Regions from separate parts of the Homo sapiens genome. Here region 2 is linked to region 1. The links are chromatin contacts, found by Hi-C or POLR2A ChIA-PET in ENCODE. All regions are on one chromosome and are shown on one strand. Each heading gives the region's core, a stretch centred on a gene start or an enhancer-like site at or near the end of the contact. The rest is flanking DNA. Distances are from core to core; before and after follow the strand shown. Region 1 holds the start of CACNA2D3-AS1 (CACNA2D3 antisense RNA 1). Region 2 overlaps CACNA2D3 (calcium voltage-gated channel auxiliary subunit alpha2delta 3).

What was found. A loop is a pair of places that touch in the nucleus more often than their neighbours do. ChIA-PET counts read pairs that join two places held with the same protein, here RNA polymerase II (POLR2A). Pooled maps may share reads with other maps.
Region 2: a loop to region 1 is called in a map of MCF 10A, with 2.0 times the contacts of the local background. The contact joins the enhancer-like site here to the promoter of CACNA2D3-AS1 in region 1. A Hi-C loop is called at or near these places in 3 of 168 maps with a recorded cell type or tissue (MCF 10A, PC-9 and chondrocyte) and 2 of 50 pooled maps. POLR2A ChIA-PET finds 5 or more read pairs at or near these places in 3 of 52 experiments (IMR-90, MCF 10A and PC-9).

Annotation. Positions count from the first base shown.
Region 1 is chr3:54,899,954-54,906,290 of GRCh38, reverse strand. It overlaps CACNA2D3-AS1 (CACNA2D3 antisense RNA 1), which reads left to right and starts at 5,036. Exons shown (of 7, transcript NR_046666.1): 1 at 5,036-5,132. The region is part of intron 27 of CACNA2D3 (calcium voltage-gated channel auxiliary subunit alpha2delta 3); the gene reads right to left.
Region 2 is chr3:54,986,985-54,993,092 of GRCh38, reverse strand. CACNA2D3 (calcium voltage-gated channel auxiliary subunit alpha2delta 3) reads right to left here. Exons shown (of 38, transcript NM_018398.3): 31 at 5,340-5,410. Among named protein-coding and RNA genes, the nearest start is that of LRTM1, 62 kb to the right of the region's middle. Within about 2 kb of position 4,237, at least 4 of the 41 ENCODE cell types and tissues checked have a DNase peak (open chromatin) inside an H3K27ac peak, as active enhancers do.

The DNA.
Region 1 (6,337 bases), core at 3,787-6,286:
AGAGTATTTACCACTACTAGAAATCAATCCTTCCTTCCTTCCTTCTTCCTCCCTCCCTCCCTTTCACTTCTTCCCTTCCTTCCCTTCCTGTCTCTCATTCCTGCAATACTTGTGTGTATCTGCCACACAAATGGAAGCTCTCCATTGGCAGCAACTTGGCCATGCTCAGCATTCTCAGAGGTTGCTGCAGCATTTGTGTGGAACAATTCTTCATTGGGAAGCTGTCATCTCAGTCTCTGGACATCGATGCCAACAGTGCCCTTGTCATCAATTGACAATCGCCTGACACCCTCCACAGTGCCTTCTGGGGTACTTGTTCACAGCTGTATCCCCAGCGCTAGGAACACTGTAGGTGCAATATATATATTTATTGAATGAGTTAATTAAAAATAAAGAAATGAATCAAGATTGTTAGTCTATAAGGAAAAACACTGAATTTGAAAGCACTGAGTTGAAGTTTACCTGTCAGTTTAACCCAACAGTTCTCAATCTCAGCACTACTGACATGTGAACCACATAATTCTTTGTTGTGGAGGCTGTCCTGCGCTTTGCAAGATGTTTAGCACCATTCCTGACCTCTACCCACTAGATGCCAGTAGCATCCTCCTAACCAGTAGTGCCAATCAGAAATGTTTTTTGATGGTGCCAAATGTCCCCTGGTGGCAAAATCACCCCCGGTTGGAAACTACTGGTTTAATCAGTAAGTTTTCATTTTTGCCAAAATAAAACAGTTCCTTTGCTCAGATTTTAAAAACTAGAGGTTTATCCAGGCAGACTTGATACACACTTTCTGACATACTAGTTAACTCCTACATACCAAATATGTGAGATCCCACCAAAGGAATGTTCACAAGTTAAATTTTTGCCTAGAACATTTTGCCAGCATTATTCACCTAACTCTAATGAAGGGCCCATAGTAAATACTGCATTCAGATTAAATACCACATACTTGGCAACAGTTAATGATCACTGATGTTAATCAATCCCTTTCCTAATTAGCTGGTTAAATGGGATCTTCCCCTTCATTACACTGCCCTGAGTTATGCAAATGAGACCACATAACCCACATTTTCAAATTTCTCCAGTAACAGATCTAAAGTGTTCTGTGTTTCTTGCAAATCAACTCCCAAACTTACTAAAATTCATTGAATTTTATAATTTAAAAAGATATATAAATCCTACCTCAATAAAGCTGTTTAAAAAGAGCAGTTTCTATAAGAAACCAATGTCTCTGGTGTCTATACTCCTTTTTATCTGCTGATGTGATCAGATTAGCTATTCTAAGCATCACCTTAGATGCCCGGACCTCAGAAAAGACATCTACTGATGCAGAGATAACTACTGGTCCAACAAGGTTGCTTTTGGGATGGGACACAAAACAATTTTCTATTCCTTAAAATATTCATATTGATCAATATCATATTACTATAGTATGGACTGGAGTTTTAGCTACTGAGTGATTATCTGTCTTAGAGTTTTAGTCAAGTACTATGTTTCCACTATCTGGTCAATAAATATGTACCTACATAAAGAAGGTGAAAATGAAGCCCGTCTTCCTTGAATCATGTATTTATCCAGTATCGCTCCCATATGGACCGTATGTTAGCCCTTGTACTTGGCACTGGGAATAAAAAGATAATTGGGTCTTTGCCCTTAAAGAGTTCAAAACTATCTAAGAAATCAAAATGAAACATTTTTAGGAGCAATTTTAGATTTTGGTATGTTAAAAGGTACACTTTAAAGCAAGTGCACATAATTCAGATTTCATTATTTAATATTTTACACATCTCTAGAAGTCTGAAATTGTTAACAAATATTGGGATTGAGTATCTTGTATTTGTCAGAGGGAGGGTCTAGAAGATAAACAGGGAAGTCAGACAGACGATTTGAGGAGGGGAAGAAGTCTCCTGCAGGGCCACACCTTCCATCTTGCTTCAATTCTGCCTCCCTGTATTTCTTTGTACCAGGTCATTTCTACCCTGATATGGTAGATGCGGTGCCTATGACTGCTGGACTAGTGGGCCAGGTCTCTCCAGGGAGAACAAAGTAAAGAATCACCACCACGATCAGCGTAATTTATAAAACTCAAGTCAACAATAAGTAAGTTAAGGCAAAATAGGTTTTGCCCTTTCTCTTCTCTTGTGTGTGCTCTCTTGCCCTTCTACCTTCTGCCCTCTGTCATAACATGACACAGCACGAAGGCTCTTGCCAGATGTGGGCACCTGGATCTTGGGGTTTGCAGCCTGCAGAACTGTAAGAAATAAATTTATTTTCTGTATAAATTACCCATTCTGTGGGAGAAAATTTTTGCAAACTAAGCATCTGATAAAAGTCTAATGTCCAGTATCTATAAGGAACTTAAACAAATTTACAAGAGAAAACAAATAGCCCCATTAAAAAGTGGGCAAAGGACATGAATAGACACTTCTCAGAAGAAGACATACATGCAGCTCACAAGCATATGAAAAAAAGCTCAACATCACTGATCATTAGATAAATGCAAATCAAAACCACAATGAGATATCATCTCACACCAGTCAGAATGGCTATTATTAAAAAGTCAAAAAATAACAGATGCTGGTGAAGTTGGAGAGAAAAAGGAGTGCTTATACACTGTTGGTGGGAGTGTAAATTAGTTCAGCCATTGTAGAAAACAGTGTTGCGATTCCTTAAAGAGCTGGAAACAGAACTACCATCCTACTCAGCAATCCCATTTCTGGGTATATACCCGAAGGAATATAAATCATTCTATCATAAAGACACATCCAAGTGTATGTTTTCTGCAGCACTATTCACAATAGCAAAGACATGGAATCAACCTAAATGCCCATCAATGATAGACTGGATAAAGAAAATGTGGTACATATACACCATGGAATACTATGCAGCCATAAAAAAAGAATGAGATCAGGTCCTTTGCAGGAACACAGATGGAATTGCAGGCCATTATCCTTAGCAAACTAATGCAGGAACAGAAAACCAAATACCGCATGTTCTCACTTATACGTGGGAGCTAAATGATGAGAACACATGGACACAGAGAGGGGAACAACACACACTAGGACCTAATGGAGGGTGGAGGGTGGGAGGAGGGAGAGGATCAGGAAAAATAACTAATGGGTACCAGGCTTAATACCTGTGCAATAAAATAATCTGTACAACAAGCCCCCATAACACAGTTTACCTATGTAACAAACGTGCACGTGTACCCCTGAACTTAAAATAAAGTTAAATAAAAAAAAATTACTCATTCTGTGGTATTCTGTTATAACAAAACAAAATGGATTAAGACACTGGTTATTATTTATTTATAGCTAGAGTGCCTGGCAAAAGCAGAGGCTCAGGAAATATTTATTTATTGAATGAATGAATATGCCACCAACTTTTAGATAAAAACGGGTTATGCTAAACTCTAGCATTTTTATTCTTCTCTCTTATCCAAGAATTTTCTTGTTTGTTTTCTCATTTTATCCCTGAATTGACACACAGGAAGGCAAGGGAGGTAATAATCCCAAGCCTATTTTAGATAGAACTTTAGAGACCCAAGACCACACATTTAGCAAGTTATAGAGTGAATGACAAACTGCGTGGACCTTACAGTCCAAGATCTGCATTTCCAGTGACAACAATGCAATGGATGAGGGACCTGACACAACAGAAGGTTCCAGGGCTAGGATGAGACTTGGTAGGCCAAAGGGAGAGTCCCACCACTTCTTCCTGTGCAGTGGGAAAGCAATTAAGAAAATGCAGCACACTGGTGGCAGCTGGAGAGTTGGCAGGCTTCTCAAGAGAAGGACTGTAAGCAATGTCATAGGCCGGGAAGATGGATGGGGCCCATTTATGCACCAAGGCTGGCGTACAAATGGAATCTTGCCCAGTCTGACTGGCCTTTCTTCAAAGGTGTCATTGACAGATGAGTATCTAAATGTTTTTGTTTAAAAAAGAAAACACACAAAAGAGAAAGAAGAGAATAAAACAAAAAACAAGAAAATGAAACAAAAAAACCTCTTTCTACCCCAGACATATATAGCCAATGAACATGAGATGACCAGGTCAGGCCTGGGAGCGAAGCTGGCCTTTCCAAGGAGTCCTTGATAATTATTTGCATAGTTGTACACCTCTTCTTTCAGAAGAGTTCCACTTTAACACAAGGATTTCATTGAGACCTAACATTCCTGCCAGTCGGCTGTCTCCCATCTGCTGTTGGGGCACACTGATGGGAGAAAAGCCTGCTCACATATTCATCTTCATCTGCCAAAACAAGGCTTCTTCCCCAATTAAAATGGCCTTTTTAATTTTAGAGTGGTAAACAGTGTCTACTTAATTTGAGGAAAATACACAGAGGAAAGTTACCAAACCTAATCACACAGTGATATGATGGTTGAGTCAGAGTCAGGAAAACTTGGGGAGGGGGTGCTGAAGAGGCCGCTCTATTTTTGGAGACAGAGAGGTCTTCTTGAGGTCACTGCCTTCGTGGGGCTGCATCCACAGCAGTCTTCAACATCAAAACCAAGCAATTCTGTTTTATCTTACGTCTACCAAAGTTTGAAAAAGGGTAACAGTCACCAATTCTAAAAGGTAAGGACTAAATACGGTTCTTTAAATGACCTTGCTTCTTGGCCTTGCTCTGTAATTATCTTCTGAAAATGGGGGCCATTTGGCATACACAGAGAAGCAGTAAATAGGAGGGTGCCTTCTCCACCCACTCAGGGTGGACCAAACTGTGTCTCGTGACCTGCCTGTGGTCTATGGCCAGCGATGCAACTCGACAATAGACTGGCATAGCATTTGGAAAGTGCACGTTCTTCTCTAGACTGGATACACAGTGTTCAGGCTCAGACCACGTTTCACCTATACTCAGCCAAACAGGCATTTATGAAATGTAAGGCATTTGGAAACATGTGAGCATAGTTTGTAAACTTGGACAGAGGTGGCTGGGACAGGCACAGTGACCTTAGGGCTCATCCTTCATGATGACTAAACTAGAAACCCAAAGAAAGGGTTTTAAAAAGAAATTTCAAACAGACAACCAGATATTCTGGCCAGACCATGTCACTGACAGCTGCTGCATGTGGCCTCAGCTCCCGGGAGACAACATGCCTTCAGAATTAGCTCGCTGGACCAGCCTGGAGGTAAGCAAGCCTGACCTCCTTTAAGCATAAGTAAATCTTGTTGAGTTAAATGATCCCGTCTCCCACTTTCCTCAAGGAACATGAGACATTAAGTGACAAAATTTGAAGACAGCAACTGTGAATCCTCAGAGCCCATATCTCCTGGCTGATTAAGAATAGGTCTGCTTAGTTCAAGATGAGCCACAGGTCAGATACATAAGGCTGTCATCCTTGTCACACCCAGTAACTCAGGAATAACCAGGGCAACTACCCCCAGATCTTTCAACCCTACTAATACAATTATACACAGGCCAAGTAAGAAATAAAGTGGGGGGAAAAAAGCAGTATTTCCTCGCCAAAGAACAACCACTTCAAACAGGTCTCCTCCATCTGCTCCATTTATACTCCTTCCCACAAATATTCAGTGTGTGAAGACACAGAAGTGGATGTTAAGTCACCCTAAAGTACAACTTATTGAGGGAGACTGCTGGAAAACAAAAATCGCTCTCTTTAGTAAACCCAGCCAATACCAGGATGGTGCTTGGAGCATATCACCCACCCATCAACCAATGGCTCCAAAGTGATCAGAATAAACCATGTGCCAGACACACCCTCGGGCCTTGTTTTTATGTCAGCATCTGTCTTCAAAGAGGGCTTTTTGGTAGTTGCCAGCCCTTTAGGCCAAATGCCACCAATGAAAGCCCCTAGCCATCCACAGACAGCTGCTGACACTCCTAAAAAGTGAGAGAAATGGAAAAAGCCAGAAACGGGACTTCTTTGACAATTCAAGACTCTCAGTCATATAATATTTTGGCTTTCCCCTGGTCCCAAACACAGCACCTGCAGATACAGCTAACTCTAATTCCCCAGGGGGATTAGGGGGATGAAAATCTCAGTCTCTCTGGAGAAGGGCACATTTCAGTTTGTGTTTGCCTAAAACAAACCTGCAATTTCCTTGTATGCCCACTGTCATCCTAATGACACAGAAGCTGGAGATCTGGAGTTTACTTTGAATGAACATGCTACCTACCATCAAGAAATTCTCCTCGGCAAGTACTGACAATTTCTTACTGGCTCAGAGTTTAAGGATAGAAACGCTGGGAAAGTTTTCTGTTTTCACATCAACCACCACCAGCTGTCAGAGTCTTGGTTTGAAGGAGATGACACCAAGCTGAGAAGGAAGTAATTTAAAATTGTTTTCTCCTTTGAAAACCTTTTTGGAGGAT
Region 2 (6,108 bases), core at 2,988-5,487, 88 kb before region 1:
TGGGGGCAGATGGAAGTGATTGCATCATGGGGGCAGATTTCCCCCCTTGGTACTGCTCTTGTGATAGTGAGTGAGTGCTCACGAGATCTCGTTGTTTTAAGGTGTTTAGCACATCTCCTCCTCCCTCTTCCTCCTGCTTCAGCCATGTGAAGACATGCCTGCTTCTCCTTCACCATCCGTGATGGTTGTAAGTCTCCTGAGGCCTCCCCAGCCATGCTTCCTGTACAGCCTGTGGAACTGTGAGTCAATTAAACCTCTTTTCTTTGTAAATTACCCAGTCTCAGGTACTGCTTTTTTCTTTTTTTTTTTTTTCTTGTTGTTCAGGTATTTCTTTATAGCAGTGTGAGAACCGACTAACACAAGCACCATCAAGACACTGAAGGTGGGGGCCCCTCCCATCACACCCTAAGGGGAGGATGCAGGGACAAGAAGATAATCCAAGAAGCTGACCTCAAAAAGATGGGCTGGGGGCTCTTCCCTCTAGGAAGAGACGGATTCAGACATTGCTTAGAAGTCTAAAAAGAGGAGAAAGAACAGAGGAAACAGAGAAAGGTAGAAGTTGTGGATCAGAGAGGACCGCCAGGAGCTCTCACTTTGTGATATGATTCATTTGTGCCAGCTGATTGTGTCCTGCAGGGATCTCCCCTGTGGTCACAATGGGAGACATCCAGGAAGGAAGCTGAGTGCCCACACTCAGGAGGGTGGGCTGTAGGCATGTATGTACCTTTAAGCTGGGGACACCTCAGTTACTCACATATCATTCCATATATCCCTCACTTGTAGGTATATGAATAATTATTTTCATCCTATTTTGCTGCAAAGATCAGGTGACTCCTAAGAGCGTAGTAGCTAGACTGCTACCATGCTTTTAACCTCGTGTCTTGATGCTGGCTGCACATGAGAATCACAGAGAAGCTTTTAAAGAGCACAAGTGCCTGGGCAACATCCCCAAATCAACTTAATATACGATTTCTTGGGCTGCAGCTTGAACTTGGAGTGTTTTTAAAGGTCCCCAGGGATGCTAACGCACAAGAGAGTTCAGGTCCATGAATCACCCCAACACTGTGCTGTAAAGGTAACTGCTATGTAGTAACTATCCTTTGGGGGTTATTAGTGATAAAATAAGACAAACAAACAAAACAAAACAGGAGAAAATTGGAAAATAAGAAGAACTCAGACATATGGAACTCTACTCAAAAGGTATTCTTATCTCCTGTTTGCAATGGCTTTGCAATTTGAAAAGCATTTTAACATATTGTATTTTAGTTAATTCTCAGAAAATCCATTGAGATCCCTATTTTGGTAATGAAGAAACAGGCTCAGAGAGGCTGACGACACCGTCCATGGCCACACAGTGGAGAATCTTGTGCTCAACCTGAAGTCTTCTTATTTCAAGTCCAGAGTATCACAAAGGCCCCGTCAGGAACCTTGAAAGAAGAAGACTCCTATGACAGGCTGTATTTTCTCCCTTTTCCCTAGATACATGACAACATTGAATTTGCATTACCAGGGGTAAACAAATTCTAATGAAAGGATTTTGAGACTAGATTTTCTCTTCATAGTTGCAAGAGGCCGGGCATGATGACTCACACCTGTAATCCTAGCACTTTGGGAGGCCAAGTTGGGGGGATCACCTGAGGTCAGGAGTCCAAGACCAGCCTAGCCAACATGGTGAAACCCCGTCTCTACTAAAAATACAAAAATTAGCTGGGCATGGTGGTGTGCACCTGTAGTCCCAGCTACTCGGGAGGATGAGGCAGAAGAATCGCTTGAACCCAGAAGGCGGTGGTTGCAGTGAGCTGAGATTGTACCACTGCACTCCAGCCTGGGCAACAAGCGAGACTCTGTCTCAAAAAAAAAAAAAAAAATACTCGACACTTTTTGAACACAGGGCCCCACATTTTTATTTTGCACTGGGCCCTGCAAATTGTGCAACTGGTCCTATTTATGCCTGTCTCAGAGTTACTGGAAAGCCTGCAAAGAGGTAAGATCTGTCAAGGACAAGCCAAGCCTGGAGTCTGGTGGGTGCTCAGCGAACGCAGCCATGATTATTACTGTCATGCTGCTGAACCTATTGGTCTGTGAGTTGGATCCTGGATACTAGGTCATATGTAAGCTGGCTAGAGTCAGGTCAAAGAGTCAACTAAAGTGCCCAAGAGTGGTCAATTTTGCCTCTTAGATTGTTTCACACGCTGCTGTGAGACTTTCTCAAAATTCTTTCAAGTTGTTAATTTGTTCACATAAATCAGTGGTTTTCCTTCTGCCTGCACTACAGACCCAGAAGTGGATGTTCTTTCCCTCTGATGGCACTGTCAGGTAGAACAGCCAATGGGTCACGAGGTGAGTGGTCAGAATGGTCAGGGGAGAGGTCTGCTGTCACCCAGACAAGCATCACCTTGCTTCCCTGGAGAGAGGCAGCAAAATGACCAAGACAGAGAAACAAAGGGGAGGCTATGAAGGGAGGTAGTGCTCTCCTCTTGGAGCTCTGTCTTTCTGGAGAAGATGGTTTGTGGAGTTCTTGTGCATGAAACTTGTTTCTTTCTTTCTTTCTTTTTTTTGTTTGAGATGGAGTCTCGCTCTGTCACCCAGGCTGAAGTGCCGTAGCATGACCTCGGCTTATCGCAATCTCCGCCTCCCAGGTTCAAGCAATTCTCCTGCCTCAGCCTCCCAATTAGCTAGGATTATGGGCACACACCACCATGCCCAGCTAATTTTTGTATCTTTAGTAGAGACAGCGTTTCACCTTGTTGGCCAGGCTGGTCTTGAACTCCTGACCTCAAGTGACCCACCCATCTCTGCCTCCCAAAGTGCTGGGATTACAGGCGTGAGCCACTGCACCCGGTCTGAAATTTGTTTCTTTAGGACTGGGTATAAGACTATCAGATAAAGAAACTGAGGGCCAGCCCGGTGCTGTCCAAGATGCTGAGATGAGGGGTCAGCACAGTAAACTGATCTCGAGTTTCACCTGGGCTAACCACAGCACCAGAGCAACGCAGCTTCATGTAACCCATGTTTGAGGGTGGGCTCAATTCAATATGGTGCATGACTTCTGATCCAGAGTGCTGTCAGTTACAGCCAACTATATCCTTTCACTGCTTCTGAACTATAGATCTTCTCTGAATGACAGGAGTGTCAACCTTATGCTCTGAGCAAGCACTGCATGCTGGGAAAGGCAAGGGCACAAATGTGTGATTGCAAGGACTGTGGTCCTCCAACACCAGAGACCCATCATATGGTGTCATAGGAAGCCTGTAGGGAGACGTGTAAATGTAGATGAAGCAATACCTGGTGCTAAGTGGAAAGCAAATTCAAGACAGAACAAAGATCGACAACAAAAATCATGGCTGCAGCTCACAACTAATTGAGCTCTTCATACATGCCAAGTTCTGTGCTAAGAACTTTATGCTTACTATGATCTCACTAGCTCTGACAGCAACCCTTGGAAGTAATTATTGTCATCTTCATTTTCCATGTAGAGAAACCAGTGTTTGGAGAGGTAATCTGACTAAATCAAGCAGCTGGTAATGTCAGAGCCTAGATTTGACCCCAGTCTGTCTGACTCCAAAAATCAAACTCTCAATGCTCTACTGGCCCCAGTGAGGAGGCCCGTCAAAGAAGCCCAGGAGGTTTGTCAACTTGCTCCTGGATGACAGCAGTTGCTGTAATAACTGAGTTCCCAGCCCTTCCTTTTTCTCAAATATGTTGGCTACTCTTGTAGTAAAAGGAAGTTCTAGATTCATGCCAACTGTACTTCACCCACATGAAGGAGAAGACTAGAGGTTCAAAATTCCATTACACCCTTTCTCTTTCTCCCACCAAACAGTTTGAAAGGAATATCCAAGAGGGAGAGGAAAAAATAGGTTTGTTAAAGAAGTTGAAAAATGTGCTTTCAAATGAGAAACACGTGTGCGATTATTCCTCATCTTTTGTCTCCTCCCCCCACCAAGTTGAAAAGAAGTTAACATGATACAAATGCACACATCCACATAAAGATAGGAAAAGTCAGTGGTGCCGTGGATGGCAGGCCAGGAGCTGCTGCAGGAAGCTTGAAGAAGTGGTGGAAAACTCCACAGCCACTCCAGCCCAGATCCAAGCAGAGTTTTCAAGCATGTGTACAATGACTCCCAGCAAAGAAGAAAACTGTACTTGAATTTTTTTTAGAAGGGAAGGGAGCAGGAGGGGACGATCTGCTACAGGCAGGCCTGAGAGCAAGCAAGTATGTCAGAGATTGCAGAAGTGCTGGCACTAGGCCAGGTTCTTATATCATTTCTTTTTTTTTTCTTCCCTTCTGGCACAAACAAGCTATGGAATTTCAAACACTGGGTCATCATTTTTGAATTCCCTGCTTTCAGCAAAGTGCTCAGTTGGTCTTGTTGACTAGCTTAAAAGTCTGATTTCCTGAGCTAACACTTCCTAGCCATTCAGCCGCAGAAGAGTAATAAACCAGGGGCCTGCCTACCCACTGGCCACCGATGTGCAATGGATCTCTCAGGGAAGCTGGAGGGCCATCCTTGCATTTCCTGCCATTATATATTTAACAGCATCAAATATGCCCATTAAAGCACCACTTGAAAGGCTAACATTCTTCCTGGGAGGCCAAGGGAAGGGAGACAGCATGGACCCCCAGGGAGGCATTCTAACACCCGATCTCATGGGATGATGGCTTTTCCCAGAAGTTTAGGTATTCCCAAGAGCATGGCTGGCCTGCCCATGAGGGACATGGGGCCATAAGGAAGCTGCTCTACACAAGCTTTATTCAGGATCAGCGAGAGTTCTTACACCTGGATGAGTAGTCAGTATCTGCCACCTGTGGAATTTGGCACCATCTAGGTTTTCTTCCAGAAGCAGACTTAAACTTACCTCCATCAAGAGCGGATTTTGAGAATTTTCACTTGATTTTCTAAAACAACATCAAGAAGTCTCTAAATACCACCTTTCATCCCCAAGTTCCAGATTTCTAGGGAGCTTCCCAGGTTAATCAATAGGAGACAAAATACACTCCACCCTTCCGGCCAGGTGAAAACCTTTCCTACTTCTTCGCAGTGACTTGCTTCAGACTGACATAATCACATCACAGTGCAGCCTCCTACTTCAATACTGGCCTCCAATAAATGCTCTGCTGGGTGAACAGGAAACTCATTGTGAACTGAGTTTCTAAGACTCTAACACTCTAACACTCGTGCAAGAGGCATCGAATTTCAGAGAGATCTTTTGGAGCATGAACACAAGTAAAAACCAGCCACAGGGTCAAGTCTGGGCTTGCTTTATTTGACCTTGGCTTGTTTTATTTTATTTAGGAAAACTTTTGGGGGGAATGCAGTGGACCATAAAACCCTTACCTTTTAAAGGAGCCCATTGTTAGCAATTTGTTCATCACAGCTCCCTCGATCTCACCAAAAAAGTCTCCAGTCTATGGGGAAGAAGACATATGAGGAGGTGTAGATAAATAATGTGCCCAAACAGGAGAGAAGAAATGAAAAGGGACACAGTCTGTGTCCTGGAACTGACAGGAGCAAAAGGCAGGTTTTCAGGAAAGTGGAAAAGGTTTTAACAGTCATGAGAACTCATGGGATTACACAGCAAACTAGAGAGCAGATGTGAATGCTTCCACAGTACGTGGGAGGGGGCTGCGTAACCCATGCTGAATGCTGAAATTAAAACACGCATGCACACACATGTGCACACACACATACCCCACTACCCTTGGATGGAGTAGGTAGTAATATGCACATAATCCCGTGTGATTAAAACACTACTTCATATAGGCAGAAACAGACTATGAGAGGGCTTCCTAAGCACTAATAAAAAGAATTGTTTATAATTCCTGGACGACCTGTTTAGGGAAATACAGCAGTCCACTTCATCAGCCCAATAAAGTTCCTGCAGTTGAGAATCCACCCTTTCTCAGAATCACTTTCTGAGGATCACTTTCATTTTGTCATAGGCAGTTGACATGTTGACCAAGAGTAAGACTATCCAGCCCCTTGAGGAGACAGCATGGCCAATGAGACTTCTAATGGCCTACCCCACACCTGAGGCTGTCTTAAGGTCATTCGAAGCTTTGCAGTCATTCCCCACCACCAGGCTGATGTTTTTGTAAGTCTACTT